2 separate regions of the Homo sapiens genome follow, and region 2 is linked to region 1. Evidence: read pairs that join two places in POLR2A ChIA-PET (ENCODE). Cell type or tissue: PC-9. All regions are shown on one strand. Links, peaks and the distances in the headings refer to the core of each region. The heading gives the core; the rest is flanking DNA. Region 1 overlaps TRERF1 (transcriptional regulating factor 1). Region 2 holds the start of LOC124901534 (small nucleolar RNA U13).

Region 1 (16,626 bases), core at 5,465-13,464:
ATTAAAAAAAAGTGTGAATGTTTTGCCTGTATATTTAAGTGGCTAAAAAATGTTTACACATTATTGAAAGACCCTCCAAGGATGCTTTAAGTCCAGATGCTTTCCCCTTGGTTGTTTTTCACTTACTTGTTGCTGCTCAGTTTGTGTCTCTCCTTTTGCTTTCATTTGGGTGTCTTGTAAATTTTTAAGTACCGCCCTGTTGATTTTGTCTTTCAAAGTTATTATCTGAAGATTGCACATAAAATTCCTTGTATCAGTGGCACTTTTATTGGGTCTTTGTGTTTCTTTTCTAACTTTTCCAGTTTATTCCTTTGAAATTAATTGGGCCCATGGTTTATTAATTTCACGAAAAATTTTCTTCCCCAAAGGGCCAACTTTTGGCTTTCCTTCTCTTCCCTGACATTTGCTCACATTCTTGTTACTTGTATTTTCACTTTTAATTTTTCTTTTATCTTTCATTTTTTTCTTATGTAAATTTTGGCCAACGCAAGCACAGCAGTGCTTCTCAAACTTTAAGGTGCACACGAAGCTCCTTGGGTCTAGAGCTCTTGTTAAAACGCAGATTCTGGGCTGCCGCGGTGGCCCACGCCTGTAATCCCAACACTTTGGGAGGCTGTGGCGGGCGGATCACGAGGTCAAGAGATCAAGACCATCCTGGCCAACATGGTGAAACCCCATCTCTACTAAAAATACAAAAATTAGCTGGGCATGGTGGCGCGCACCTATAGACCCAGCTACTCAGGAGGCTGAGGCAGGAGAATCACTTGAACCCAAGAGGCGGAGGTTGCAGTGAGCTGAGATAGTGCCTCTGCACTCCAGCCTGGTGACAGAGTAAGACTCTGTCTCAAAAAAAAAAAAAAAAAAAATGCAGATTCTGATCCAGTAAGTGCGAATGAGGCCCCAGATGCGTTTCTAACCAGCTCCAGATGGGGTCTACCTTTGGGGAGTGAGAAAGTAGAGAAAATGATACCTGTTCCTCCACTGATATTAGGTGGAGGATATTAAGTGATATTAAGTGATACTAAGTACCCAAGTATCCAGTATTGAACGAATACACCAACTGTTAAAAAGATGATACTTCTAACTATTGCAATGAAATTCATCCTGTTTTCTATTGAAGTGGTGAAGATGAGATGCCCTGACCCACCTAATCACTTTTTTTGGCTTCATTAGTGGCCGTATTCTTTCTAGATGGTCCGAGAGGGTAGAAGATGGTTTGTGGCTACAAAATTTCTTTGGGCACATTTGGTCGGTTGACCTGACTGCTTTGGCTAAGCATTGCTGTCCTAGCCTCCACTGATTTAGCTGAGTTTTCTTTTCTTTTTATTTATTTTTGACACAGGGCCCCACCCTGTCACCCAGATTGGAGTACAATGGCACAGCCATAGTTCACTGACTCAGACTCCTCACAGCTTCAGACTTCTGGGTTCAAGTGATCCTCCCACCTCAGCCTCCCTAGTAGCTGGGATGACAGACACATGGCTGTCATGTCTGGCTAATTTTTTTAAATTAATTAATTTTTTTTTGTTTTTGTAGAGACAAGCATCTCACCATGTTTCCCAGGCTGATCTTGAACTCCTGGCCTCAAGTGATCCTCCTGCCTCAGCTTCCCAAAGTTCTGGGATTACAGGCATGAGCCGTCATGCCCCACCACTGAGCTGACTTTGTAGGTCCATTTGGATCAGTTAGTTGTTAGTTGTTCTTAACATTTTTGGTGGCTGACAGACTTCTTTGGGAATATGATGGAGGCCATGGACTTTCTCTTCAGAAACATTCCCCAATTTTGTATTCATGCACACCAAACTCCTGGTTTTTATTTCGCCTGTGTGAGCTGCAAACCTCCTAAAGCCTGGCTAGTTATGACCATACATAGGACCCCTGATTTAAATGGTGCTGTTAAGACTGTACTTTCAGGAATCATTTCTATAGTTCATTACTAGAGAAATTTCTCTGAACATGTAGAGCACCAGAAAATATTTTTAAAGATTTCTTTAGGCTGGGCGTGGTGGCTCACGCCTGTAATCCCAGCACTTTGGGAGGCCGAAGTGGGCGGATCATCTGAGGTCGGGAGTTCGAGACCAGCCTGACTAACATGGAGAAACCCTGTCTCTACTGAAAATACCAAAATTAGCCAGGCATGGTGGCGCATGCCTGTAATCCCAGCTACTTGGGAGGCTGAGGCAGGAGAATCGTTTGAACCCGGGAGGCGGAGTTTGTGGTGAGCCGAGATCGCACCATTGCACTCCAGCCTGGGCAACAAGAGCAAAACTCCGTCTCAAAAAAAAAAAAAAAAAGGATTTTTTAAAAAAATTCAAATAATTGGTGGTGTTAAGGCAAAGAATCCCCAAATGAAAAACAGAATCCACGGTGTCTGCAGAAGCCATCTGGTCCAGCCGTGTTCATTTACAGATAAGAAAACCAAAGGCCAAGATTTTCAGACATTTATTCAAAGTCAGATTCTCCATGTTCCACAGCCTCCCTCCCATTCTGAGTGCAGCTGATGTTGCCCATGGTGGGAAGCCTGTGTCACTACACGTTGGTTCTCTGTGGGGTCTGTTGGGCTGAGTGGTGCACACCCATCCAGACCCTGCCTGCCTCATCCCTGGTGAGGGCAGCTCCTTGGCTTATTTCCTTCAGCCAAGCCCTGCCCTCAGGTCTTATAGTCATGTCTGGTCTGAGGAAACGGAGACTCAGATCCCTTCTGGCTAGGATTCTGGGCTCAGACACTATTCTGGCTTTGACATGGCAGGGCCTCCTGCCTCGTTCCTGTGTCCCGTTTCCTTCTCTGAGTCTCAGTTCTTCTAAGAGGCTTCTGTGTTAGTTCCTGTTCTGCTAACGTGCCTGATATCCAGGTCCCGAATTGGGACCAAGACCCTGTCCTGTCCCTTTGTTAGTGATAACCAGGTGTGGTGGGGAGACATGGGTTTGAATTCTAGCTCATCTGCTTACTGGCTGTGTGACTCTGGGTAAATTACTTAACCCTCCCGGACCTCAGTTTCTTTATGTATGAGACAGGAGCAATAGAATATACCTGACAGGGTGGTCATAGAACCAGTGCACAGTGTTTATTGATAACTAGTAGCTGGCATCACTAGTCCTACTCTCAGGGGTTGGAATCTTGCCCAGTCCAGCCGGATGGATGGAGCCTTAGTAACCTTCAATAGATGTCCTGATGCCTGAGTTGCAGAGGGTTGCCCATCCTGACTTCCCCCATCATAGAGCTTTGCCCACTTGTTGGGACTATTCATAATTTTGTTCTAGGCTGTCCCCTTCCCCACAGTCCCTGTGAGCCCAGCCAGCTAGAGATTGCCAGCATCTCTCCAGACAGGAGGCCTGCCCACTGGACCACAGCTTCTCTGTATGTGCTTGGAACTGAGTGGGCTTGTCCATGCCCTGCTCATTTCAAGAAGGAAATTACAGATCAATTTCATGTAAACACACAGCTGCAGAAGTCATCAGTGGAATAAATAAATAGGTGAATGACTTAACTAGGAAATGTTTATTGCACATCTACCATCCAGTAGCCATAGTAGTTAGCCCTGGTGATATACCATGTCTCTGTCCTCAGGGCACTGAGTCCTGAGGGGAATCAGACACATGGCCATTGATTGATTGCATTACAGTCCCTGTGTTAAATGAATGTGGTGATGGAGGGAGGGGGGACTGAGGAGCCTCCAACTCTACTTCAGAAAGGCGAGGGTAAAAAAATAAAGGTGAGGTTTGGGAAGGCTTCACAGAGGAGATGTTTGATTTGGGTTTTGGAGGTTGATATCTCAGTATTCTTTATTAATTTTTCCAGATGAATTTTATGGTCACTGAATGGGCTCTTTAAAAAATGAGTGTTGAGATCAGGTACAGTGGCTCACGCCTGTAATCCCAGCCCTTTGGGAACCTGACAGGGGAGGATTGCTTGAGCCCAGGAGTTCTAGACTAGTCTGGGCAACATAGTGAGACCCCATCTCTACAGAAAGTTAAAAAAAAAATTAGCCAGGCACAGTGGTGCATACCTGTGATTCCAGCTATTTGGGAGGAATCGCATGGTGGGAGGATTGCTTGAGCCCCAGAGGCTGAGACTCTGTGAGCCCTGATCATGCCACAGCACTCCAGCTTAGGTGACAGAGTGAGACCCTGTCTCAAAAAAAGAGTCTTGAAATATCACCAAGCAAGGCTCGTCTCAGGAATATAAGTCTGATTCAACACAGAGAGGCCAATATTAATAGAAAGAAATCATAAAAATCGGAATACCTATTATTCAGCACGGTGCCTGAAATATAATCAGTCAACAAATGTTTGATGGATGAATGAATTTGGTCTCAGTGGATGTAGAAAAATACTGGAAATAATTACATATGCATTATAAAGCATCAGAAGAGTAAAAAAATAGGTGTGTTGGGGGATTTACCCCTATGTAGGATAAAGAGCCTGTTTGTGTATAACCGTGTAGCAATCCTTACACAGGGGCTGCAGATACTGAGTGGGGAAATACTAGAAGTGTGCCCTGAAAAACAGGAACTAAACCAAAATGCCCCTTATCTCTACTCTTATTTAACATAGTTTAACAGATGCTTGTCATAACAATATAGGAACAAAGAGAAACTAGAGGGATTGGTATAGGGAAGGAAGAGATAAAAATATCGCTGTTTGCAAATGACACAATTTTTATTCAAAGAAAATTACAAAATCCTACATGGCTGCTTCTGATCAGAAATTAAAGCATTAAAGGGTCAGCATTCCAAAGTTTATGCCTAGATTTCATGCCCTTTTGGCATTTAAAATTCCAGTGAAATACTTCATAATGCAAGAACATGATAATTATAATAATAATCAGGAAAAATTGGTGGACATGCATATCAAAGGATGTTTTGAAAATCTTTTAGGAGCAAGACTTCTCTAAGCAAACAAGGCAGGCAAGCAGTAGTTATTAAAATTGTACAATAGTAGGATAAAGCAGGAAAATGGAAGATCAGTACAATAAATAGATCTAAATGAATGGAAGACATTTATTTATTTATTTATTTTGAGACTGGGTCTCACTGCACCCAGGCTGGAGTGCAGTGGCGTGATCACGGCTCACTGCAGCCTCAACTTCCTGGGCGCAGGCAATCTTCCCACCTCAGCCTCTTGAGTAGCTGGGACTACAGGCATACACCACCATGCCCAGCTAATTTTTTGTAGAGACAGGATTTTGTCATGTTGCCTGGGATGGTCTTGAACTCCTGGGCTCAATTATCTTCCTGCTTCAGCCTCCCGAATTGTTGGGATTACAGGCATGAGCCACCGCGCCTGACCTGGAAGACATTTATATATGACAAATTTGGAGAGGCAAACAATAGTGAAAGAAATAATTTTACAATAAATAGCTCTTGGGAAAAACTAGATAACAGTGTGGAAAAAGTGAACTCAGATTTATATCTCACATCATATGTTATAAATTTTAGATGTATTAAAAAGTTAGTTTTACAAACTCTTAAAACTCAGAGGAAGCAGGTGGTATTTTTTCCTCGAGAGCAAATGTGTTTGAAAATTCCATAAAAATGATCATTAATGGAATGAGATGTGTTCAACTATAAAGGAATAAAATCTATAAGATAAAAATAATAAAATCATGTTAAAGGATGTCAGGGTGCGGTGGCTCATGCCTGTAATCCCAGCACTTTGAGAGGCCAAGGTGGGTGGATCACCTGAAGTCAGGAGTTGGAGATCAGCCTGGCCAACATGGCAAAACCCCATCTCTACTAAAAATACAAAATTAGCCGGGTGTGTTGGCACATGTCTGTAATCCCAGCTACTCGGGAGGCTGAGGCAGGAAAATCGCTTGAACCCGGGAGGCAGAGGTTGCAGTGAGCCGAGATCACGCCACTGCACTCCAGCCTGGGCAACAGAGTGAGTGAGACTCTTTCTCAAAAAAAAAAAAAAAAAAAGATATATATATATATATACACACACACACACGTGTATGTATATATATATATACACACACATGAGTATGTATATATACATACACACACATGTGTATGTATATATACATACACACACATGTGTATGTATATATACATACACACACACATATATATATATATATATTTATTTATATAGCGAAGTTAATGGAAGAGGGAAACAGTTGTAATAAACCAATGGATAAGACATGTTATCAAAGTTAAGCACAGAACTGATGAAGTTCTTTAAGGCAAATACTTAGACTATATTGGTGAAATAACCCAGGCATAGGAACACATCATTTTGTATGAAGCCTGGATCATAAACTGAGAGATACAAAGGTGTTTCACTTTCTTTTTTCTTTACCAAATGCAGGTAATTAGGGAATAGTTAGGCAAATGCTGTGAAAACAATACAGTGGAGAACTCAAACACTTGATACGAGATAGACAGAGCAAAGTTAAGTGCGACAAGAATATGGAATCGCTTACCTGTGCTGATGATGACCTGGTAAATATCTGTGCGCACACGTCCATAAGAATCTGGACAGGTATAGGGCTTATTTGATGTACTTTTGATTAGGTTTTTTTTTTCTCTGTAAAATTGTAAATATGTCATGGAATGTTGGTTTTTAAAAGAAGAAAGGAGGGGGGAAATTCTGTAGTAAAAAGAGGAAATGCGTTGCGGTGGAGAGACGGCACTGGGAAGTCTTCCACATGGAGCTGGATTTGAGTCACTACGTTATCATGTGGTTTTGGACAAGTCACATCTCTCTTCTCAAGCTCCCAGTCTCCACCCTGAGAGGAGGTAATGGTGACACCCACAAATTAGATCACAGGAGTTCTTGACTTCTGAGCAGGCATTCTCTTTGTCGAGCCGGTTTTATGGAATCCTGGAGCCCCTTGCCCACTCTCCCTCGTTTTGTCCCATCTCTGCAGAATGTCTGTAGTTTGGGGGCAGATCCAGGACTAGCGTGACAACAGAGACGGGCAGACAGACAAACACAGCCCCAAACAGGGCAGCCAACAGAGTCATTGCGAATAACGGTGAAAAGAGACTGCAGCCCCCAGCAAATAAATATGTGCCCTTTCCATTTCAGATCTGGAGATGTGGCCTAAGAGGAGAAGACAGAGACTTAAAGAGAGCATTTTGTTGAGCAGACTTAGATTTACCATGCAGTTGAAACTTTTTGTAAGCCTGGTTTGTGGAAAAAGCAGGAAGGAAAGGAGGCCAGCCACTTATCTGGTGTGTTTAGGACACTTTGGGGCATAACTAATGAATTCTAGTGTTGAGTTCCTTTACTTGGGAGCTAGATGACCTTGAGCTTCTTAGCCCAAGCCCCTGTTTCTTCATGTTGAAATGGGAATAACCTCTGTGTCTCCCTGGTTTGTTGTGAGAATGACCTAAGATGTAATGCTTAAATGTTCTTTGTGCTTTTCAGTTACTATTTGTCAAGGTTTCCCCTGGATGCATGCCAAAACAGACACAATGCAGGATCCCATAGGGAATGTGGATTATTGTCCCTGCCTTTGGGGAGCTTGTACATCCAGAGGGAGTGGTTACACAAATCCCTGCAAAGGCTGGGGAGGAGGGGGGTGGGGGGTAAGTGTCATGAGAAGGCAGCAAGGCCAGGGATGCTGTTTTTAAGACGAGGGACATTGGGGCCACTCAGGGCAAGGGGCTAGTGACTGGCTAAGATGCAGTATGGGGGATGCCGGAGAGAGGCAGCATTTGTTGAGGAAGGTTCCAGAAGACATTAGGTAGATTTGAGCAGTCGTCTAGGATATACTGGACATACCCAGGTCTGTTAACTCATTGGAGCCCGATTGCAACCTGTGAGCTGAGGGAACTGGGGTGTGCAGGGACTGGGATGTGAGCTCCTTTCTGGGCTGACTTGGGTCCAGGACAGAGGCCTCTGCCTGCTCTGCCTGTGGTCCTTCCTCTGTACCAATGCCCTTTCAACAAGAGGAGTCATCGGCACTGGCCAGAGTTCATCTTCTTCCGTGGAGTGAGGAGAGGGGCAGAAGAGAAGAGGGTGAAGGGCAAGAAGATTCTGAGATGAAGAGGGAAGAGGAAGGTCAGGAACCAGGAAGGGGGTCTGACTGATTTTCGGGAAGCAGTTGATAGGATGTGGGACCTGGAGTTAGTCACCTGGGGCCAGGTCCCAGCTTTACAGCTGCCAGCCTCCATAACTGTGACCAAGTCAGCCAACTTTTCTGAGCCTCAGTTTCTCCCTCTGTAAAATGAGGATGACTAACTTACCTCCTAGGGATATGAGGAGGACTAACTGAGTTGTATCTGGAAAGTGCTTGGAACTTTCCAGGTCTTCCATACACACTAGCTGCTGCTCTTGTTATTTTTGTGATCACAAAGGATTCTTGCCCCTTGGAAATGACGGTGCTTCTGTGTCATGGGCTTTGTTGCATGGTGGGTCAGTAACACTTTCCCTGTACTCCACAGGGGCAGGTAGTTGCTTCCCCCTGCCTGCTTCTCTCTGTCTTGATCTTCTGCCCCTTCCCTATTTTTTTTTTATTTTTTTTAATTTTTTTAATTTTTTTTTTTTTGAGACAAGGTCTGGCTCTATCGCCCAGGATAGAATGCAATGGTGTGATCGCAACTCACTGCAACTGCCACCTCCCAGGCTCAAGCAGTCCTCCCACCTCAGCCTCCCAAGTAGCTGGGACTACAGATGTGCATCACCATGCCTGGCTAATTTTTGTATTTGTTTGAGAGACAAGGTTTCATCATGTTGGCCAGGCTAGTCTTGAACTCCTGACCTCGGGTGATCTGCCTACCTCGGCCTCCCAAAATGCTGGGATTACAGGTGTGAGCCACCGCACCAGACCCGTCTATTTTCAGTTTGAAGCAGCACCTTCTGTGTGCCAGGCATTTTGCTTTGTAATTGAACGTACATCATCTAATTTAAATCCTCCCAATAACTCTTCTGGGTGGGGCTAATCATTCTTGTTTTTCAGATAAGGAAATGGAGGCCTAGAGAGTCCCACAGGAGGAGATTCAAATTCTGTCTCCATCCCTGAGCACACATCAGTATAACCTTGTGTGCTGGGGCCTCGCATCTTAAGGCTGTGTGAACCAAATTCCCTCCCTTCCTTGTAAGTGACCTCACTGGAACACAGCTGGGATGGTCCTTAACTGCTGCCTTTTCCCTTCCCAATTGTAAGACTTTGAGTCAGAGTACTTAACCCTTAATGCCTCACTTTTCTGTCTATAAAGTGGCAGTGATAACAGCACCTAGTTTGGTAGGGTTACCGTGAAGATTAAATAATACCCAGAGTTCTGGAGCACAGCTGTAAGTGGTGGTTGCTGTTACACTGGTCTGCAACTTTGAACCCTATCCAGCCCCCTGAGAAACTGACCTATCTGCTGACTGTAGCCTGGGGGTGGGTATATTAGCTTTGACTAAATATGTAAAACTTTTAGTGACCCTTCAATCTCCCTGTCCCACCCTTAGGCAAGAGGAATTCTCTTAGTCCTGCAAATGAGAACTGTTCTCTTTTGATGAACACAAAGAAAACCCAAAGTGAGAGTTTCCTAGTAAGAGAAAGCAGCAGCCCTGAGGTATTAGCTCCTTAGGGCCTTGGATTCTGCACTTGCTTAGCTCTGATAGGAAGCAGGAATCGGCACAGAGAGCGGTTAGACGGTAGGATCAAGAGGCAGGAGGAGAGTATCCTGCTGGGGTGAGAGGATAAGGAAATGAGGTTGGGTGGGGCTCCTGACAGGGTTAAGGCCTGTGAATCACCAGAGGCCCTCAGGCTGGGTGCAGTGGGCTGGAGGTAGCTTTTCTGAAAGCCGTGCTTCTTGGAGTCAGCATTGGCTTCACATTCAAGACGGCTGGATTGGGGTGGGGGTAGGGGAGAAAAGGGGGAGTCTTAGAGGAATGAAAATGCATCACGTGGCCACAGCAAGAATCCAGAGAGGAAATGATTAGAATTGTGCTATGGAGTGAAAAAGTAGGACTAGAATGGAGAGATAATTTTGTAGTTCCCTGGATGTGGAGGTGTGCAGGGGAGTCTACGGTGACCCCCAGCTTTTAGCATGTTACTGGATGCTTGGTGGCACCATTGACAAAGATGAGGAGGAACCCAAGAGAAATAAGGTGAAAGATGTTGAGCTGAGATTACCTTTTGACATGTTGAGCTTGAGAAACCCATGGGAACTACAGTTAGAGGCATCTGCTCAGAAGAATGTCCTGGCTGGAGTCGGGCACCATCTGCAAACAGATTCTAGTACTTGAGTCTAGTACTCAAGACTCCCAGGCACAGCATGTTCCCTCTTGCAGGTGGGGTGGGGTCAGGCAGAGTGGTGAGTGGCCGGAGAGGCACCCACGGAGTGCCCCATACATGCCTGGCACCAAGTTGGGAGCTAGGTTCTCTGCAAGCGGGCTCTGTGGCAAGGCCTGGGGGGGGTCTCATGGAATTTCAAGTCTGTCAGTGCGGATGAGCCCAGCAAGAAGAATGTGGGCAGGGAAAGCATGGACAGTGGACAATGAAGCCCTGGAGGACACTAACAGCTCTAGGACTGGAGACCATAGATTTGAAGGATATAAGCTCCGGTTACAAAATGCGCTCTGGAATGTATCCCATTCTGCTGCTTACAATCTGCCCCACACCTGCAGGGTGGAGTACAAACTCCTTAACACAATGTGCACAGCCTGCCTGGACCTTGCCTTGTCTTAGCTTTCTAGGGCTGCTGAAACAAAGTACTACATACCGGATGACTCAAAGCAACAGAAATGTCTGCTCTTGCAGTTCTGGAAATTTGAAATCAAGGTATTGGCAAGGTTGGTTCCGTCCAGGGGTTCTGAGGGAGAAACTGCTCCGTGCCTCTCTCCTGGCTCCTGGTGGCTGCTGGCGATCCTGGGTGTTTCTTGGCTTGTAGCAACATCACTGCAATCCCTGTCTCCATTGTCACGTGGCATTCTCCGTGAGTGTGTGTGTATGTGTGTGTCGCTATTTTCTCTTTTTATAAATAAGGGCATCAGTCATTGGATTAGGTGAGCTTAAGATGAGTATAACCTCATCTTAACTAACTATGTCTGCAAAGACCCTATTTCCAAATAAAATCACATTCTAAGATTCCAGGTGGCCGTGAATTTTTGGGAGACAACCTAGCACCAGCCTCGTTTTTACCTGCTTTTTTGGGCCTTATTTCCCTCCCACTTTCATGGCCTTTTTTGGGGAAGATGTCCAGAATCTACCCCAGCTGAGGTTTGCTGTCTCTGTCTCGTGAGCCGCTCCCTCTCTGTGAGCACCCCAGTACTTTCTTTTTTGCACCCCAATACTTTCTTTATTGTCCCTGTCCTAACTAGGCTCCAGCTTCCTCAGAACAGGGACTGGACCTCGCTCCTCTCTCTTTGTCAGCAACTTGGTGGCTGAGAGCCTCACCTTCAGGGTGCCACAGAAGCGGGTGTGAGTCCAGGCTCCCCACTTAATTAATGTGCGACCCTGGGTGACTTCCCTGACCTCTCCTAGCGTCAGTTTTCTCATCTGTAAGATGGATCTATTAAATGAGAAAAGGTATGTAAAGCAGCTAGTCCGGACTTAGAATCTCCATGAGGGCAGCATTCGATCTTGTTTTGCTCACCTTTGTGTATCTGGCACTTAGCATGGTGTCTGATGTAGTAGGTGCTCCGTTAATATTTGTTGAATAAGTGACCACATGGGGAGACTTAGCTTGATAAGAAATGACTTTATAAGAATTCAGAAGGGTAGACATTTGGTAATAACCAAATCAACAACAATAACAAAAGAAATGACTTATAAGAAGTGAGTTCTGTGTTTATGGATGTGACCCTTCCTTAGAAACCCCCCTTCCCCCTGCCTTCAGTCCCTAAGAGCTGGGTAATTACAGTTTGAGTTGCAGCTAGATGCTGACGAGTAGCGGTGAACAGGGGTCTCAGTTTTAGTCAGGCTCACAGCCCTGCACCCGGTGTTTCTCTTTCATGTGGATGGAACAAACTTCAGCTTATTACATTAGCGGTACCTATGGTGGCTGCAATAGATGAGTCACCATTTACTGTAAAGCTTTCAGATGCCCGGCAGATGCATGCCAGTTGGGACTGACAGGGCCCTCTGCAATACAGGCAACCCAGCCTCAGGGGTCTAAAAAGACATAGAAAATCCTTTTTATGGTCCCAAGTAGTACCAAGGTCTTGGGTGAGGGTCCATAGCCATCTTAACTTCTTCATTCCTAAATTTACTACTGGAAGTTAATTTTGGTCTCCAAACAGTGGAAGGCACATTTTGGAGCCAACTAAACAAGTCTGTGCAAATTGGTGTTTACTTGCTTCTAGACTAGAGGTTTATGTTGCATCTGTTTTGTTTTTATGTAAAATATTAATTTTTAATAAAAGGACCCACTCTTATTTCTTCGTTATCGGCTGCTGAGAGGAATGCTTCAAAGCCCAAGACCTTTTTCCTTAAGTAGAAATGTAGTTGGCTCCTGTCTGCCTGCAGGTGGTGGTTTTCTTTTCAAGAAATGAATCCGTGAAGTTCCATTTGGTCTCCAGTGGTACACAGGGCTTGAGGCATTTCAATCTTTGGGGATGAACTCAGTTGTGAAGAACTGAAAAGACAAGACTCCCAGGCACAGCATGTTCCCTCTTGCAGGTGGGGCGGGGTTGGGCAGGGTGTGGAGAGTGGTAAGTGGCTGGAGAGATACCCACGGAGTGCCCCATCCATGCTGGCACCAAACTGGGAGCTAGGTTCTCTGCAAGCAGGCTCTGAGGCAGGGCCTGGGGGTCTCATGGAGTTTGAAATCTGGTGGGGCGGATAAAATCTTTTTGTGCATGTCTGTATGCTTATCTGTGCCTTGGAGCTCTGGTTAAGTTATGTAGCCTCTCGGCCTCAGTTACCTCATCCGTAAAATGGGGATAATAACAATTTTCCTGAATTGGGTGGTTTTAAGCATTTGATGAGATATTTAAAGTACCTGGTGTAGGCCTACAGCATAGTAGGGCTGAAAAGGTGTTAATTGTAATGATGAGAAGTGTTGTGAATCTTTTCTTTTGAGAGCACGGATGGTGAAGGGAGCCTTTGGTGAAAAGAAGGGTGTTGAGATAGTCCTTCTGGGTAACTGGTAGTTGACGGCCTGGTTTTTTATGGTAATTAATTCAGTATCTCAGATTGGCCTCTGTACTCATTTGGCTGGTTGCTGCCTCTCCACTGAGGTATTTGCTGCTGGCCCCCATAGAATACCTGCCCTTCCCACCCTCTGTGGCCTGTGCCCTCCTCTTCAAAGGCTTCTCAAATGATTGGCCCCGGATGCTTTGACAGGGCCGTGCTTTTCTGGTGCATTGGGAGGATGGCCAGGGGCCCCTGCAGTTTAGTTCACACCCCTCCACCTTTCTCTGGCCAGTGAAGCAGAAGAGGTGGTGAATTCTGTCCTTTCCAAGGCCCCAGTTGGGACTCGGGTCTCCTAGACAATCTTGTGTCTTCCTTGGGAGCAAGACCTGTCAAGAACATCTATTTGAGATTCTGAAATGTGGTGCTGTCTGGGACACAGCCAGTGTTTATGGGGGTGGTGGTGACAGACTATTTGACATTGGGACTTTGGGGACATTCAGGATAATGGTTGCCATGGCTGGACACCCATTACACCTGCCTCCTTTTTTATTGCTGGTGTCTTCTCCGTGAGTCCTCGTCTTCTCCCATCCCCAGCTTTGTGGGGAGGTGATTGTCCTAGAGTGGAGCCCCCTTGCTTCTGGAACCCACAGTCTCACAAGGATGCTGCTGTTCCTCCAGCCAATGTTTACTGCCCTTCTAAGGGCATGGGCCCTGGTGGTGGTGGGTGATTGGGGTTGGGGAAAGGTTGTGTTTTGTTTGCAACTGCATCCCCAGGTGTACCCCCAATAAGCAAGCCAGTGTCAAGCAATCGTGAATGCTTGTGCCAAAGGAAAGCCCCTCACAATGAGATGGGGTGAAACTGCTGCCCCCGCCCCACCTCACAGGATAGTTATATTTGTTATTATCTAGCTGCCTTACTCCTCCTTCTTGGCATGTGTTTGCATGCTGGGCTGCGCAGCTGTCATCAGCTGTCATTTGGGTTGTATCACATGGAGCCGTACGAGACCCCTGTGCTTGGTTCTCCATTGTGTAATAGTGGTGCTGCATTTAGGGTGTAGCTGGCTGAGGTTAGGTTTATGGTCTGTGACTGGGACCAGGAGTATTTTTCTCCACACAAAAGATGCAGGTCCTGTGACTCCTCTTTGGAGACGACTGGATCCAGTGAAAGCAGGTTTTCCTCTGGGGTGGGTTCCATTGAGTGACAATCAGGATTCTAACACAATTCTGATTCCAAAGAGTATGTTCTTTCCACAGTCTCACAGTGACTCCTGGAATATCAGATGGCTCTAATACAAGAATTCCATCTATTTGAGGTCCTGTGGGACCCTCTTGGAGAACAGAAAGAGTGTGGATTAATGGTGGGCAACAAAAGTGACTTTCTCCATTCACTACCACACCATAGAGGATCTGACCATGGGGGATGGATGGGAATGAGAAACTAGGGTAGAGAAGCTGGCCTCTGTTCCCAGAGCATTCAGTTACTACCAGACATGTTCAGAATGCCACAGTTCTAGTCTCAATGACCCACTGGAGGTGTTCTCTCCTCCCTACTCCCTCTCCTTCCCCATGGTCAAGTTCTGGTTACTTCAAATCAGCATTAGGCCTGGAACAGACTACAGCAATGCATGTGACTTTTCCAAAGTCTTAAAACTGGAAGAACTTGCTTGCTCCAGTGTTTTAGATACAAAGCTACACCGGGACTGCATTGGCCAGGGACCCCAGCGCTGCAGCCGCTCCAAGGTCTGGGTTCTTTCCTGGTTGTGTGCTGGCATTTGGGTGTTGGCTTCCATTCAGGAGGACCTCTTCCTTTCATGCAAGCAGATACCTGAAGACACCCAGGTCCCTCGCTTGGTAGTCTGGAACGATTTCACTGTCAGGGGAGCTCTGGGGTGGAATTTAGTGTGGTGGGGTCTATACTTTCTCTTTGATCATTTTAGGTTTAGTATGTTTTTGTCTGTAAAGGGAATGATAACTCCAGCTCATTACTATAATTTGACTACAGTATTGGTTTAATGAGAAACCTATGAGAGGGACCTACTTCCTTCTGATTTTTGTTTTATTTAAAAAAAATTCTGTACATTCTGTTTCATTTCTCTTCCATTGGAGTTTTCTTTTTAAAAGTCACCAAACAACAAAACCATTTAGAAAATAAAATGGACCCTGGGGACTATGTAGCATTTTCTCTCCATGCTGCCTGACTTCCTTCCATCTGGTTAAATCTCTCCCTGTGTTTTCCAGGCGGCAGGTGGTGAGATGGAGAAACTGAGGCCCATAGAGGGGATGGGAATTGATTGAGGTACACACTGGATCAGAGCTTGAATCAGGCCTACACAATGTAGGTTCCAGGCCAGTATTTCTGCTGCTCCCCAGAGCATTGGTGTTACCTGTGGGATGGTCTCCCTAGCAGTGCATGATCTCCTTGTAGTTTCACTGGCTTACTTAAGATGAGCTCTCACTACAGAATTGCTTTGATCATGCATTTTACATGGTGTCAGGACAATCTTGAATGGATTCCTTCCCCATACATTCGTCCATCCAACCACCCATCCATCCGTCTATCCATTTATTCACCCGTTCATCCAAAATCTTTCTTGATCTGCCATGCACAAGGCAATGTGCCAGGCCCAGAAGGTTTGGGGAATGAGAGAGACAAGATCTCACTTCTGGAGAGTCTTTTCTTTGGAGTTGGAGGGGCAGAACCATAACATAACTGTAATACCAAGGAGAACAAAGTAAGCACACAGGCAGAATGGAGTAGTGGAAGCGGGGGGTTAATTTTTGTTGAGAGATGCAAAGATGGCATTGGATCTGAGTTTTGAAGGATGAATAGAATTTTGGCACTGGGCAAATTATGGAAAGGTGCTTAGGAAAATAAGGACCAAGGGCATGTGATGGCCACACTCTGGATTCCTTATTACCATACTGCACAAACTCAGAGGTGATTCTGTCCTGGGTTTAAATGGTACATGCCCTATAATGGTTTTGCAAAATGTTCAGACCTGCTTCACTTTGGGGGTAGGGTTGGAGATAGAAGGAAGGCATTAGGAGAGGGCTGGTATTTATTGAATATTTTGTGTATGTTCATCCAGTCCGCATACATCATCTAATCAGGGGCACACAGCTAGCAAGTGCTGGAGCTGGGATTTGAACTCAGGACTCTGACTTCAGGGCCCCTGCCCTTCCCATCCTACTGACTTATCACCTTCTTCTTGGGAATCACTGATGCTAAACAGTCATTCCCAAATAATAATATAGGATTCAGGTTGCAAAGTGGAGTTGGCTTCTGACCGGTGGGAATGCTTGTGAAAATATTTTGCTGTCTTAGCTCACATCACTCAGACTTTCTGCGATGAGTGGAAGGAATATTCTATTTTGGCCATGCTTTCTGGAGGACCCCTCCACAGTGCCACTGCTCTGTAATGTTGGTCTTTGGCTGGTTTATCAGACGATTGCTGTATATATTATTTCTCTAAGAGCAGATATCTTCTGACCTATGACCTGCCCAAACTAGCAAGTCATACACTTCGCTTGAGTGGGTTATTAATGCACTTCTGATGGAGACAAGCTTCTGAGCTGGCACAATTGGCTGGGTGTCCTTCTGTTTA
Region 2 (16,626 bases), core at 3,690-11,689, 100 kb before region 1:
TATTAACTCCTGTAGTGTCTAATCTGCTGTTCAGGCCACACAGTGACATTTTATCTCAGACATTATGGTTTTCATCTCTAGGGGTTCAATTTGGGCCTTTTTTATGTCTTCCATGTCTCTACTTAACATGCTCAGTCTTTCCTCTAGCTTCTCAATCATGTGAAATATACTTACAATAACTTTCAATGTTCTTATTTACTAATTCTGTCATCTGTGCTGTTTCTCAATATGGTTCTATTAATTGATTTTTCTCACTGTTATGGATTATAATTTCCTACTTCTTTGCATACCTAGTAAGTTTTGATTGGATGTCAGACATTGTGTATTTTACCTTGTTAGATGCTGGATGTTTTCATATTCTTATAAATGTCTCAAGCTTTGCTCTGGGACAGAGTTAAATTACTAAAACACAGTTTGATCCTTTCAAGTCTTCTTCTTGTTTTTAATTTCAATAGGTTTTGGGGGGGAACCAGGGATATTTGGTTACATAGATAAGCTCTTTAGTGGTGATTTCTGAGATTTTGGTGCATCCATCACCTGAGCAGTGTACACTGTACCCAATGTGTAGTCTTTTATCCCTCACGCCCTCCCTTCCTTCCCCCGGTCCCCAAAGTCCATTGTATTGTTCTTATGCTTTTGCATCCTCATAGTTTAGCTCCCATTTACAAATGAGAACATACAATGTCCATTCCTGAGTTACTTCACTTAGAATAATGGTCTGCAACTCCATCCAAGTTGCTGCAAATGCCATTATTTTGTTCCTTTTTATGGCTGAGTAGTAGTCCATGGTGCGTGTATACATACATACATTATATATATATATTTAACATTTTCTTTATTTGCTTGTTGATAGGTGGGCATTTGGGCTGGTTCCATATTTTTGCAATTGCAAATTGTGCTGCTATAAACGTTTGTACAAGTGTCTTTTTCATATAATGATGTATTTTCCTCCGGGTAGATACCCAGTAGTGAGATTTCTGGATCAAAAGGTAGATCTACTTTTAGTCCTTTAAGGAAACTCCATACTGTTTTCCATAGTGGTTGAACTAGTTTACTTTCCCACCAGCAGTGTAAAAGCGTTCCCTTTTCACCACATCCATGCCAACATCTATTATTTTTTAATTTTTTAAATTATAGCCATTCTTGTAGGAGTAAGGTGGTATCACACTGTGGCTTTGATTTGCATTTCCCTGATAATTAGTGATGTTCAGTATTTTTTCATATGTTTTTTGGCCATTTGTACATCTTCTTTTGAGAACTGTCAAAAGAAAGACTCATTATGGCAGATGTAATCCTGCACTACCCAAATCTCTCTTCCAGACCAAAGGACCTAATCCTCCAGATGCTGGGTACTGGGAGCTGGGGCTGCTTCTAGAAGACAATGCTCAAATGTCAGAAATGTCAGTCCTCTACAGGAATTGCTCTCGGCTGAATAGTGCTGCTTTACTCACAGGGTCACACTACTTCCTGGAGACAGGCTGCATCCAGTGATTGGTTGATGCAGGACTACAAAGAACCAGTCTTCTCATCCCCATGGTGGACAATTCTAAAGTTCCATGTTCGTCTCAGAGTTCCCCGTGGTAGGATGATCAACTCATCCTAGTTTGCCAGAGACTATCCTGGCTTTAGCATTGAAATTTCCACATCCTAGGAAACTTCCAAGTCCTGGGCAAACCAGGTCATTCTTTTCATGAGGTGGCTGAAGTCTTAGTTGAGACTCCATCATAACTCACCCTCTCCCTCTGCCCAGTCCTGCTTCCACCCCCGACACTGGTGCTGATCCCAAGAGCACTCCCTGATAAGCCTCCTGTGTGCTAATCTGTGTCCCAGTCTACTTCCCAGGGAAACCAACCCACCAGCCGACAACACTCACATCTTTTTAAATTTTATTATAGAAAATTCTTAGATATTCTCCTCTTTAAAGATTGCTTTTTTCATATTCCCTCTTCTTTTCTGCAGGGATGCTCACTAAATGCATGTTGAATCTCTTTTTCCTCCATTTCTCTTAATCACTCTTTTTAAATTTTCCGTTGTCTTCTAACTTTGAATTTACTAATTTTGTCTTCATCTGGGCCTAATTTTCTGTTTAACCCATCTATTGGCTTTTACACCTTAATAACTTCCTTCATCTGGCTTTGAAGACACCATTGTCACCTGGTTTTCTTCCTGTATTTCTGGGTGTTCTGTTTCAGTCTCATTTGCTGGTTCCTCTTCATCTTCCTTACTTCCTAATGATGAAATCCCCAGGGCTCAGTCCTTGGACCTCTTCTCTTTTTTACAATCTCAACCACTTTCCAGATGAAGTCATGAGTCTTATGACTTCAAATACCACAGACATGCTGATAATTTTCAAATTTATGTCTTTAGTTCAGATTTCCCCCCTAAACTCCAGACCCCTATACCTAGCTGGCTAGGAGATATCTCCACTTGGAAGTATGGAGCTCCTGATCTTCATTCCCAAACCCTGCCATTTTTCCTATCTCAGTTAATGAGATTACAGGTGGTACTCAGATATTACAGATGCTCAGTTTAAAAACCTTTAACTCCTCTTTGTCTAACACTGCAAATACTGGAAATCTTATGGGTTTTACCTAAAAATAGATCTGGTCCAAGTCACCATCATTTCTTGCCTGGATTATTGCAGTAGTCTCCTGGCTGGTCTACCTACACTTTATTCTCAATATGGCTGCCAGAGTGATGCTGTGAAATTTAGTCAGATCCTTATGTCCCTCTGCTCAGAACCCACCAGTGGCTCCCTTGTCATTGGAGTAAAACCAAAGTCTTCAGTGTGGCCTGCAAGCCCCTGCATGATTTGGCCCCCTGTTATGTCATGAACTCATCTCCCATTACTTTCTCTCTCGCTCTCTCACACACACACACACACACACACACACACACACTCTACTTCTATCCACACAGCAAGCAAGGCTCCTTGCTGTGACTTAAAAACACCAGGCAGGTTCCCCACTCAGGCCCTTTGTTCTGGCTGCTTCCTCTGCCTGAAAAGTTCTTCCCCATATACCAATTTGGCTTGCTCTCTCACTTTTTCAGGAGTGGAATAAAAATCACTTTCTCAGTGAGGCTTTCTCAGACGCCCTATCTAAAATTTCAACCGCCCCGTCTCCTCTGTTTTCTTTTTTCTTTTTTTTTTTTTGAGACAGGGTCTCACTCTGTCACCCGGGCTGGAGTGCTGGAGTGCAGTGGCACCTGCAGCCTCGACCTCCCAGGCTCAAGTGATCCTCCCACCTCAGCCTCCCCAGTAGCTGAGACTACAGGTGCGCATCGCCACACATGGCCTTAACCCCCTTTTTGATGTTTCATATCCCCCTTCCCTACTTTATTTTTTCTGTGTAGCACTTAGCCCTACCTAACATGCTACGCATTATATTTATTGTGTCTTCTTCATTAAAATGTAAACTCTGCCAGGCATGGTGGCTCATGCCTGTAATCCCAGCACTTTGGGAGGCCGAGGCAGGCAGATTACCTGAGGTCAGGAGTTTGAGGCTAGCCTGGCCAAAATGGCAAAACCCCGTCTCTACTAAAAATACAAAAATTAGCCGGGTGTGGTGGCACACGTCTGTAATCCCAGCTACTCAGGAAGCTGAGGCAGGAGAATCGCTTGAACCTGGGAGGCGGAGGTTGCAGTGAGCCGAGATTGTGCCATTGCACTCCAGCCTGGGTGACAGAGCGAGACACCATCCCCAAAAAAAAAGAAGTAAACTCTACTAGGACAAGGATTTTTGTCTGGTTTGTTCACTGCAATATCCTCAGAGCCTCTGTGTGTCTGGCACATTATATGAGCTCAATAAATATTTGACGAATGAATGAATGAGTGACTCTATTTTTCATTTCTGGAAGTTTGATTTGGTTCTTCCTTCAAATTGGCCTACTTTTATTTAATAGTGTCCTGTTGCTTTTTAATTTATAGTGATTAGTTGCATATGCTCTGGAACTAAACTGCGTGGGTTCAAATCTCAGCTCTGCCACTCTAATAGCTTGTGGTAACCATGAGCAAATTTCCTAATATCTCATCTGTAAAAGAGAGAAAGCAATAGTACCTACTTCACAGGAACTTTGTGAGGATTGAATGAGTTAATATTTTGTGAAGCCCTTAGAACAGCATTATATGTTTGCTATCATTATCATTATCACCATCATTTCTTTAATCATTTAAAGTCAACTTATTATTTATAGCATCCTCTAGATTCTCTATTGACTTTTGGTTAAGTGCCAATTTTTCTGTTTGTTGCATATGCTAACTCTCTACTGATAAAAATCTAATCACCACGGAGCATCAGGAGCCAGTCTGTAGTCTGACCAAATTAGTTATTAACTCAGTCCAGCAAGGGAGGCCACTCCGGGGGAAATGTGGAGTGTCGCTCCAAAGAGGGAAGACAGGAAGCTGCTGAAGGATTCTGAAGATTCTAAGGGAAGTAGGCATCAGTTCTGGATTGGTTGCTCCTACTCTGGTTGGGGGTGGGGTCAGTTAAGAGAAGTGGGGATTAAGTAGGTATTGGGTGCTGCCATGAGGCAGCAGTAGCTCAGCAATGGGCTAACCAGCAATAGGTGGGTATGGCAAAGCTGTCTGGGAGTTTGGTAGGAAAGCAGTCAACGTTCAAAGAGGGGGTCTTTATGGCATTTTACAGCTGCCGACTGACTTTGGGGGAAGCAATGTTCCTGTGAACTTTGCAGCTGGCTTTCTTTATGTCTGTCTTCTTTCTGGCTTGAATTGACAGTTGCTTTTTCTTTTCTTTCTTTTTCCAGTCCAACCTATTTTTCACTCTTTAAATCTTAGACAGGATTTGACTCTCACCAGCATAGTAGGGTGTTTGTAATTTTTTATTGTGAACTTGTCTTCAGCAGGTTGTTTCTCCCAATGGGAATCCTTGAAACTCTTGAGTAGTAACATTTTCTCCGCGGAGATGATTCACACATTTGCTTCTGCCAGAATGCTGAGTGTGTCAATGGCCCTCACTCCTATGCACATGGCATAGGCCCAGGGTTTAGGTTTCTCTGGATGACATTTTCCCCCTCATGTTCCAGACCTTAAACAAATGGTGAGCTTCCTGGCTGATTCCCAGGGCCCATGTCCAGTTTTTCTATCTCCATTTAAGGGGGGAAGAGTGCCACAAGGCCTTATTTATTTATTTATTTATTTATTTATTTATTTTAAGATACGGAGTCTCACTATGTTGCCCAGACTGGCCTCAAACCCCTGGGCTCAAGCGGTCCTCCTGCTTCAGCCTCCCAAGTGGCTAGGACTACAGGCATGTGCCACCATGCCAGCTCAAGGCCTTCAATTTTATGCAGGGCTCGCTGCCTTCCTCCTGTCCTCTCACAGGTATTAGCCCCCGGCCCTAACTCCAGATCCATATTCTTCTGGGCTACTATGACATCAGCTCAGCTAGCTGCTCTGCCTTTGATGGTTCTCTTCATTCCTAGCACCTGGAGATTTATTTGGATTATACTTTATTCCACATCTTCTCTGCATTTGTGCTAGAACTGGGCCTACTTCCACAGTAGTTTCGTTGACTCGGTCCTGATGCTAGGACCTCAATGGTGGTTAAAAGCTCAGGCTCTGGGGACAGACCTGGGTTTAAATCCTGGAGTCCATGGTTATTTTTTCTATGGCTTTGGTAAACTCTTTAAGTGTCCTTCTCTTGTCTGTAAAATGAGAACAATGACATGCCTATTAAATGAGGTAGTAAATACCAAACACATATATAAGAACTCAGTAGCCAGGAGCGGTGGCTCACGCCTATAAGCCCAGCACTTTAGGAGGCAGAGGCAGGTGGATCACCCGAGGTCAGGAGTTCAAGACCAGCATGGCCAAAATGGCGAAACCCTGTCTCTACTAAAAATACAAAAATTAGCTGGGTGTGGTGGCATGTGCCTGTAATCCCAGCTACTCAGGAGGCTGAGGCAGGAGAATTGCTTAAATCCAGCAGGCAGAGGTTGCAGGGAGCTGAGATCACACCACTGCTCTCCAGCCTGGGTGACAGAGCAAGACTCTGTCTCAAACAAAAACAAAAACAAAAACAAAACTCAATAGATACCATTATTATTATTACTATCAATATAGAAAATTAAAGAAATAAAAAAGAACAAGAAAGACAATAGTGTGTGCCACCTGGTGGCAAGACTTACCTCCCAAATCAGGAGGTCTTCCTCCATCCATCTTGGACACATTCTACCTATAAATACAGAATCCTTACCCATTCAGTTGCCCCCCAAAAGCCTTTGATTTCCTCAGGATGGTTCCGAAAAACACCTTCCTCTTGTTACTTTACCCGGAACATGGCTTAAGTCTTTGGCTGCTGGAGATGGAAGATCTGCCTTTGAATATGAGAGTTCTGACCAGCTACTTCTGTGTTCTGTGTTTTGTGATGTGTTGTGTCAGTGGGTTAGTGTTTTACTGCTTCCTCTTAAGTAGAAGAATAACTTTCTTTTTGGTGACTTCTGAAACAGAACGTCCCCCTCCCCAAGACACACAAGTGTGCATATACAGGCACACATCAACCAGGCAGTATGCCGAGGTCATAACACTTCATTCATAACACCATTAAATTATAATCTAACCTTTAAATTATAGTTAAGATGATCATCAGCAGTGCAATGCCATGTGAGCTACACATATTTATTCCCCACATGTCTGATTTTGGAAATCCGACATCTTCTCTAAATGAGTGCACCTTCCTCTCAATGCTCACTTTCTCAATAAAGATAAATGCATCATCTACACACATACTCAGTTTCTATCCCTAAATTTTCCAGCCAGGGAAATCTAATAACTGTTTTATATATCCAAGGATATCTATGTGTCTAGCTATCTCATGCTTCTGGAATTCTACATTCACATATTATGAAGACTAAATGGAAAAGCCCGCATGGATGTATCTAGCCCTCAGTTGGTACTCAGTCAGCCCTCAATAAATGTTGGAATTGAACATGTCCCTAGCCTCTACATACTGATGCTATCTAAGGTAGATTTTTTAAATATGCAAATAATAAATTCCCTAGTGCATTTTTTTCAAAAGTTTCATATATATGTGTGTGCATATATGTATATTATATGCATGTGTATGTATATGTTGGCCTGCCAGTCACTTTTTCTGTTTCTCAAATGAGTCAGCGTAAGCTCTGGGAAGCCAAGAGTGATTTATATTCTGTACTCAGAGTCCTCCCCCACCAGAAGGTCTTACACTTTGCATAGATTCTTCTTATACACATGATGATGTTCAGGGCTGGCTTTGGTGTATCATAGTGAACCTTAAGGGGCCTAGGGGGAATTGTGTTTTTCCCCACTCCATGACAAATATTACAGATAGGCCCACTCAGCTCCATTCCGACTCCCAGCAAAACTTTGAAATGCATTGTTCTGAGCTATAAGTGGTTGAGAATACCCTACAATGGGTTATATGTTCCCAAGGTTGATCAACTTTTATAGGATTCCAGGGCAGAAACAAGTGGGGGTAATTTTTCCGCTAATATGCCTTGCTAAATGCTTCAGATAAAAAGAGAAAGACTATTAATTTCCTAGACTCCTTTAGAGCTGAGTTCTGAGTCCATCAAGGAAACTCACTTGGGAGTTTGGAAGACAGATATAAGGTGGGGGCCACAGTTCTGCTATTCTCTGTCATTCTCCTGGCATGCACATGTGTGGAGATAAATGGAGTTCTGTGACAGAAGTGGGAAGAGTCCCAGTGTCTGGTTCTTAGCTTTGTGGGTGTCAGGAACGATGTGATCCTAGTATTTCTGGTATTTCCTGATTCTCCAACTTATTGTAGTGACAGAAGAAGCAGCTCCCTTATGGGCCACTTCTGCCATCTTGTTCTGGGGAGTCATTCTTGGAAGGTCACCGTAGGGCTCTTCCTACAGCCCCTCAAACAATTTTTTAAGTACCTATTTCTCTTGTCAAGGAATCATTTGTTTAAGTTAGCCCTAGTGGTTTCTGCAACTGAACCCTGATGGATAGACCCTAGAAACACCCCTTCCTCTCACATCCCCATGCTATCTCAACCCAGGCTGGTGACTGTAACTGTAGCTGGAAAATTCTGCCTTTGAATCCTGTAGAAGCTTATCAACATAGGGAACATATAACGCCATGTAGGACATGCTCGATCACTTATAGATCTGAACAATACACTTAGAAGTTTTGTCCTGGGAAAAAGCTTTGACTGTGTGGAAAAAAAGAAAGAAACAAAAAGGATTATGGGTGTAGTGGGCACCTTTTTTTTTTTTTTTTTTTTTTGAGACAGAGTCTTGCTCTGTTGCCTAGGCTGGAGTGCAGTGGCACGATCTCGGCTCACTGCAAGCCCACCTCCCGGGTTCACAATATTCTCCTGCCTCAGCCCCCCAAGTAGCTGGGACTACAGGCGCCTGCCACCACGCCCGGCTAATTTTTTGTATTTTTTTTTTTAGTAGAGACGAGGTTTCACCATGTTGGCCAGGATGGTCTTGATCTCCTGACTTCATGATCCGCCTGCCTCGGCCTCCCAAAGTGCTGGGATTACAGGCGTGAGCCACTGCGCCTGGCCTTAGTGGGCACCTTTTTAGAGGAGTTGCCACTGCAGGAGACAACCAGGTACTGAGCCGGAAGATAAACGTTGCCACCTCCATGCTTTTACCCCACACCTTCCCCTGATGATTGTGGCATTTGGTTTTACAGCAGAGTGTCACCATCAGGGAAACCAAGTAACTGGGAAAGTGGCTGGAAAAGTCACCCATCCCAACCACCCTCCTTGCCTGAATCTGCAGCCATGATGCAAATTTTCCAAAATGCTCTGTTTAGCAAGAGTTGGCTGTGAGTTCTAAAGAAAAAAAACCCTAATAGTATTTTTGTTCTCATCCTAAGTGTTCTTGCAGGGGAAGTATTTTTTTTTTTAATTTAAAAATAAAATGTAGTTATTTTTATTTAAGACAATTCCCCATCTTGAACACATTTACATTTTTTTCTTCCCCCATTTACAGCCTATTTCCTGAAAAATGTTGAGAAGATTTAAGTGTCTAATATTTTCCAAGGCCATCTCATGATTCATCAGTTTATTGTTTGTTAAGTATCAGCCTCAAGAAACTGGCTTAAATGGGAATGTTGATCTGGATTTTCTCCTCTGATTTACTTCACAGATGACGGGAGAATGAATTAAAAGATTAAAAAGTCAACATTTTGCTGAGTCCTTTGAATAACAAAGAGGTCCTGTAAGAACCAAGTGAGGCTAAATAGGCAATCCTTGTCCTGTGATATAGCATCACATATTAATAGAATTTGTGACAGGAGGGAGGGGGGCGGGCGCAGTAGCTCATGCCTATAATCCCAGCACTTTGGGAGGCCAAGGTGGACAGATCACCTGATGTCGGGAGTTCACGACCAGCCTGATCAACATGGAAAAACCCCGCCTCTACTAAAAATACAAAATTAGCCGGGCGTGGTGGCACATGCCTGTAATCGCAGCTACTCGGGAGGCTGAGACAGGAGAATCGCTTGAACCTAGGAGGTGGAGGCTGTGGTGAACTGAGATCGCGCCATTGCACTCCAGCCTGGGCAATAAGAGTGAAACTCCATCTCAAAAAAAAAAAAATATATATATATATAGAATTTGTGACCGGAGGGGCCTTAGGACCTGTCACCTAATTTCACAGAAGAAGAAACTGAGCCCTAAAGAAGGGAAATGACTAACTCAGGATTGCCAGTGACCAGTGGCAGAGCTGGGAGTAGAATTCAGGTCTCCTGAGGTTCACCCTCCGGTGCTTTCTCTCCTGTCTTGCTTATTTTCATGTGAACCCTTTTTGATCACACTTCCCTTTCCTGCTTTCCAGCCTTTTGATCACACTTCTACTTTCCTGCTTTTCAGCCTGAGTATGTCTACTTATGAGAAATACAGAGATCATTTAAGGAGCTGAGAATTTCCTTCTCACTTAGAGCTCCATAGAAGTCAGGACTCCCATTCACATGGAACAGATGAGAAAGAAAAAAGTTCAGAAGGGAGTTTCACTTGCCAGAGTCCACACAGCTACGGTTAGACCTCAGACCTCCTGAACAACCAAGCCGATGTCCTTCCCAACACATTAAAACAGGTGGGCTAAATAGGTGGCCTGGTACATTACATGAATGTACTGTTCTTTTGTTTAAAGAAGTGTGTGGGAAACAGAATTTGGTCTAATTAAAGGCCGTTGGGGGTGGATTAATGAAGTACAAAAAGGGCCTCATTAAAAGAAGCTGTCTTCTAAAAGGCAAGCCAATGGCAGTTATCTTTCCAAAGTGAACATTAGAAAGTGGTTCCTGTGTAATTTTCCAATCATTTAACTTAAAGATTCCTATCTATTGATACATGAGGGTCTGCATGTACTTTTGTGATGGCTTGAACCAAGGTTGACTTGAGCAAAAAGCTGCTCAAGGCCAGTGATCATTGTTTAAATTATGAAAGTAATATAAGCACATTACAGATCTTTGGAAAGTTCAGGAGGGAAAAAAATGTACCCATGGTTCTACCATCCAGCATGGTATTGTTATTATTTTGTACATTCCCTTTCTGTCTTCTCATCAGAAGTGTCTTTACGCAGTTTTAAATGGTCTTCCTCTAATTTTCATAGCATACTATGACCTTGTATTACACTTTCCCCTGTGACATTAGATCATAAACATTTTTCTCGTAGATTTTGTCTTCATGAGCATCACATCTAATGGCTGCAAAAAGGTCCACCTCATGGGGGTCCCATAAGGTGCTCGTGATTCTCTAGAGGATTCATGAACATCTTTCCAGGGGGGGGTCACATTGTCAAAGACAGCAATGGCATTTGTTTTAATTTCAAAAAATAAAAAGTAGCTCAGTTTTTAATTTGAAACATTGCCCCTTTAAAGCTGAGCAGCATGAGAGCCTCTGGATGTGTGTCACGTGGATACACACAGGGTTAGTGGAGATGATAAGCCAGTGCCTCAGTCCATACCCCGCTCAGCACAACACACTGGGGACTAACACCTAAGAAGTCTATTGGACTGTTATAAATTCCACACGGACTCATGCTATAACATGGATGAACCTTAAAAACATTATGCTGGCCAGGTGCGGTGGCTCACGCCTGTAATCCCAGCACTTTGGGAGGTCGAGATGGGTGGATCACCTGAGGTCAGGAGTTTGAGACCAGCCTGGCCAACATGGTGAAACCCCATCTCTACTAAAAATACAAAAATTAGCCGGGCATAGTGGTGGGTGCCTGTAATCCCAGCTACTCAGGAGTCTGAGGCAGGAGAATTGCTTGAACTCGGGAGGGTGGAGGTTGCAGTGAGCTGAGATTGCACCACTGCACTCCAGCCTGGATGGCAGAGTGAGACGTGTCTCAAAAAAAAAAAAAAAAAAAAAAAAGAAAGAAATTTAGGGGACACATTCAAACTATAGCAAGGAACAATTCATTTACTGGGAATAATGATTATCCATACCCCAATTCCATTTCCAAATGTACTTGTAGAAAATTGTTTGCAAATGACAGCCTGAAATCTCTCATCTCTTTGTTTTGAAACAAAACATAAAATGTCCAAAAATAAAACAGTTGAGATCCGTTTGTGATTCATAAGGGTGATGATTGGGTTTTCATGCTAATATGTGAGATGTGACTCCTTCAAACTTCCTTGTTATGACATCAGCACATTACTCATCTGATGTGAAAAGAAATTTTTAATTTAAAAAAGTTGATATTTTAAGCTAAAATGCAAAAATTCTAAACACTAGGCAATCACAATAGCTTTTGTCCATTTGACTGCCATAGCATGTAGTTACTTTTATTTTATTTTAGAGACAGAGTCTTACTTTGTTGCCCAGGCTGTAGTGCAGTGGTTTGATCTTGGCTCACTGCAACCTCTGCCTCCTGAGTTCAAGTGATTCTTATGCCTCAGCCTCGAGAGAAGCTGGGGTTACAGGCGTGTGCTACCACGCCCAGCTAATTTTTTTTTTTTTTTTTTTTTTTTAGACGGAGTCTCGCTCTGTCGCCCAGGCTGGAGTGCAGTGGCGCGATCTCGGCTCACTGCAAGCTCCACCTCCCGGGTTCACGCCATTCTCCTGCCTCAGCCTCCGGAATAGCTGGGACTACAGGCGCCCGCCACCACTCCCGGCTAATTTTTATGTTTTTTTTTTTTTTTTAGTGGAGGTGGGGTTTCACCATGTTGGCCGGGATGGTCTCCATCTCCTGACCTCGTGATCCACCCACCTCGGCCTCCCAAAGAGCTGGGATTACAGGGGTGAGCCACAGCGCCCGGCCATTTTTGTATTTTTAGTAGAAACGAGATTTCACCATGTTAGCCAGGCTGGTCTTGAACTCCTGACCTCAGGTGATCCACCCACCTTAGCCTCCCAAAGTGTTGGGATTACAGGCATGAGCCACCTCGCCCAGCTGCATGTAGTTACTTTTAATCTATACTGAATATAGGCTTGGTCCCTAAACTAACCATAATAAACAATTCCATTTCGAAATGTAAATCACAAATTATATTTTGTCTTACATAATTGATTTAAAGTATGTGTCATGTTAAACAGAAAGTTGAATTTTGTCTTAATAACATGAATATTATTGGATTATATTAAATTAATATTTTTTGTAGAATTGTAATACTTTTTTAAACATAAACAATTTTACAAAAAATTGTAAAACATATATCAATGAGCTAATATTTATAAGTGTAATATTCTAAATATTTTTGAAGTGCCTGTAACAATGCCTAGAACAGTGCCTGGTACATAATAAGCATTATATGTGTCTGTTAAATAAAAAGAAAACGAAATTATAAAATATTTTAAAATACTACAAGTTTTATAAGTATATTTATATATATGAATTGATAAAGAACATTTGCATAGTAAAAAATATATATACATTGGAAAATGCAGATTTATGTAATCACTCCCCCATTGTTGGCTATTCAGGTTACTGCCAGTGTCTTTTTTAAAGGATTACTATGGTGAACATTTTTCAAGCGTAAAGTTTCAGTAGTTTATGTTATTTTCTTAAGGTATCTTCACAGAATTGGATAACCGGTGCAAAAGTTGTGATGACATGTATTACTTTCTATATGTGTCATAGTTGCTAATATTATCTTAGTGGCACTTAGCATAAGGAAAATATAATGCCCCAACTCTGCGTCAGGCTCTGTTGCAAGAGGCTTTACCAAACTTATTGCTATGGTTGGAATATTTATTTCCTCCAAAACTTTGTTGGAATTTAATCCACAACATGGCAATATTGAGGAGGGGGTCTTTAAGAGGTGACTGGGTTATGAGGTCTCTGCTCTCATGAAGGGATTAGTTGATCGGTGGGTTAATGGATTAACGGGCTATCCTGGGAGTAGGACTGGTGGCTTTATTAGAAGAGGAAGAGAGACCTGAACTAGCATGCTCAGCCCCCTCGCCATGTGATGCCCTATGCCACCTTGGGGCTCTGCAGAGTCCTCACCAGCAAGAAGGCCCTCACCAGATGTGGCCCCTTGACCTTGGACTTCTCAGCCTCCATAACTATAAGAAATATTTTTTTTTCTTTATAAATTACCCAGATTCAGGTATTCTGTTATAACCAACAGAAAATGGGCTGGGCACGGTAGCTCACGCCTATAATTCCAGCCCTTTGGGAGGTCAAGGTGAGTGGATCACTTGTGGCCAGGAGTTTGAGACCAGCCTGGCAAACAACCTCCTTACTAAAAATACAAAAATTAGCTGGGCATGGTGGCACATGCCTGTAATCCCAGATACTCAGGTGACTGAGCCACGAGAATTGCTTGAACCCAGAAGGGGGAAGTTGCAGTGAGCTGAGATGGCATTACTGCACTCTAGCCTGGCTGACAGAGCGAGACAAAAAAAAAAAAAGGGCAATAGAAAATGGACGAAGACACTCATCTTTATGGATCTTCATGATAATTCTGTTGGGTAGGAGGTAGTATTATCATTCTTATTTTCTAGATGAATCAACTGAGACTCAAAGAGTTGAATCACAATGACCTGATGTCTAGGAGGGAACACTGAGTTTCAACTGCAAGTACACCAAGTAGGAAAGACTGTCTTGTGGTAAATTTCTTTCTCTTGGCTAAAAGTAGGGGGTGATATCGGGTCAATTTGTTATTGTCACCTACAAGAGAGATGGAAAAGGCTTCTACATTATCATGAACTTGAGAATCTTACAGTTAAAAATTGGAAAGATGAAAAATGGGGTGGAGAGTGGGGCAAGAGTGATTGGTAGGATTACTTGGTGTATCAGTTTCCTTGGGCATCCATCACAAAGTACCACAAACTGGGACGCTTAAACAATAGATATTTATTCTCTTATAGTTTTGAAGGCTGGAAGTCCAAAATCAAGGTGTCAGCAGGCACCTGCTCTCTCTGAAGGCTCTAGTTTCAGGTGGTTACTGTCAGTCTCTGGCATGGCTTGGCTTGTGCATGCATCACTCTAATCTCTGTCTTCACATGGTCTTCTCCCCACTGGGAAGACAGAGATAGTGATTTGGACACAGACACCAAGTCTCTGTGTAAAGACACTATTTCCAAATAAGATTCTGGGTGAACATGAATTGTGCAGGGTTACTATTTTTAACCCAGTACTGTACACTTGGGTAGGAGAAGCCTGATACTTCTGCCCCTTCCCACTTTCTACTTTGTGCATGCAGTGGCTAGCAGAGGTATCTCTGCTCTCAGAAGTGAGGGGAAATCCTTATGTCCCTAGGCAATGTCTTAGTAGGCTGCTGACACCCAGAAGAAACAGTCTCTTCAGACTCAGAAGGCTACATATAGGCCCATCCCCATCATCTTCCTCTACAGTTGCTGGAAGAAGGCTGCAATAAATAGCTCCCATAGTTGGGGCAACAGAGAATCTCAAAGGAAAAGATGTGCACAGAGCCAAGAATTACTAACACATCGTAAAAGAGAAGAACAAAATGAAACAAATGACTAGTACCTGAGAAACAGATCATAGAACTCACAGAAGGGGATTTTAAGAGAAGTATAATGAACCTTTCATCACAGGGATAAAAGACAATTGAATCCATAAGACAAGGAGGAAATTATGAAAAAGTATCAAATAGAGATCTTGGAAGTGAAAAGTATTCAGAAGAGAGGGAAATGGTAAAATGAATACAAATGAAGAGCTGTTTATTGAGCTGGAAACAATAGCTGAGGGATTCTCCCAGAATGTAGTATAACAGGACAGAGAAAAATTATGAAAGAAATGTTTAGAAACATGGAGGGTAGAACCAGAAGCTCCCAAATCTATCAATTCACATTCCAGAAGAAAATAAAAGCAGAAAATATGAGAGAGAGGAAAAATTAAAAACATATTAAAAGAAAAATTTCCAGAGTTGAATAAAAGCACAAATCTTCAGGTTGAAAACTGAGTAGGATGAATAGAAATGACTACACTTAGATACACACAGTGAAATTTTAGAACAAGTGTAAGGAGAAATTCTAAAAGCATCCAAAGATTTTTAAAATTTTTTCTGCAAAGACTAATATCAGAATTCTCAGTAAAAATGCATTGCATACAAGAAGGCAATATAAAATACATCTTCAACATTTTGAGAGAACATGGTTACAAACCTAGAATTCTATTTTTTTTTTTTTTTTTTTTTGAGACGGAGTCTCTCTCTGTCGCCCAGGCTGGAGTGCAGTGGTGTGATCTCGGCTCACTGAAAGCTCCACCTCCTGGGTTCACACCATTCTTCTGCCTCAGCCTCCCAAGTAGCTGGGACTCCAGGCGCCCACCACCACGCCCACCTAATTTTTTGTATTTTTAGTAGAGACGGGGTTTCACCGTGTTAGCCAGGATGGTCTTGATCTCCTGACCTCGTGATCCACCCACCTCGACCTCCCAAAGTGCTGGGATTACGGGCGTGAGCCACTGTGCCCAGCCACAAATCTAGAATTCTATACCCATCTAAACTATTATTTAAGTGTAAATGCAAAAAAAAAATACATTTATAAATATTCAAGGATCTGGAAAATTTACCATCCACAATGAATTAAGAGAGAATGAACTTAACCAGAAAACAAAAACAAAACAAAACAAACAAGAAGAAGAGAAATACACGAAACAGTATCTTATTGAAGAAATCAGTAAAATTTATTGTAAAACTCATATAAGTTAGGATAACCACTAGAAGTAGTAACAGGTGCAAGTTTTAAATTTTGAGAAGGACAAAATAAGATGAAGAAAACTCACCAATTTTGCAAAAGACAAAAGGAAATTAAAAAAATCCAGGACAAGTAGAAAAGACAAATAAAATGAGAGGAATAGTTCAGATGTCTCAATATCACATTAAATATGATTGGGTTAAGCCCATGGATAAAAGGAGAATTTTAGATTGGATGTTTGAAAACTTAAACATTATAAGAGACACATCTAAAACAAAATCATCTGAGAAGTTTGAAAATAAAGTGATGGAAAAGGATATTTCAATGAAAAAATGTGTGATTATATTTAAATCAGATAAAATGGAATTCAAGGAAGGTTTAGAAAGTGGATCTACCCAGTAGTAGTCAGCACCCCTGGTAGCTAGATAATAGTTTCTAAACATCGTTTCACACATACACATGAAATCAATGTTCACTTGAAAAAAGGCTGATTCCAGGTCTGGGACAAGAAATATACAAGAGGAGCCTG

What was found. Peaks named below come from ENCODE experiments on the same cell type or tissue, not always from the same donor. Only the 100,000 strongest peaks of a DNase experiment are listed, where the experiment ranks them.
Region 2: POLR2A ChIA-PET joins it to region 1 with 13 read pairs; 8 of 35 experiments call an interaction of 5 or more read pairs at or near these places.

The regions. Positions count from the first base shown.
Region 1 is chr6:42,397,669-42,414,294 of GRCh38, reverse strand. All of the region lies in intron 2 of TRERF1 (transcriptional regulating factor 1), which reads left to right. It also overlaps the pseudogene LOC124901512. Among named protein-coding and RNA genes, the nearest start is that of TRERF1, 46 kb to the left of the region's middle. RefSeq lists an enhancer at 11,695-11,744. In PC-9, for the core only: no CTCF peak of the experiment used is centred there; DNase peaks (open chromatin) are centred at 9,114, 9,664, 10,584 and 11,964; H3K4me3 peaks cover 831 bases; H3K27ac peaks cover 4,283 bases.
Region 2 is chr6:42,500,530-42,517,155 of GRCh38, reverse strand. LOC124901534 (small nucleolar RNA U13) reads left to right here and starts at 11,550; the gene lies at 11,550-11,656. RefSeq lists enhancers at 9,793-9,912, 14,555-14,694. In PC-9, for the core only: no CTCF peak of the experiment used is centred there; a DNase peak (open chromatin) is centred at 11,585; H3K4me3 peaks cover 366 bases; H3K27ac peaks cover 1,133 bases.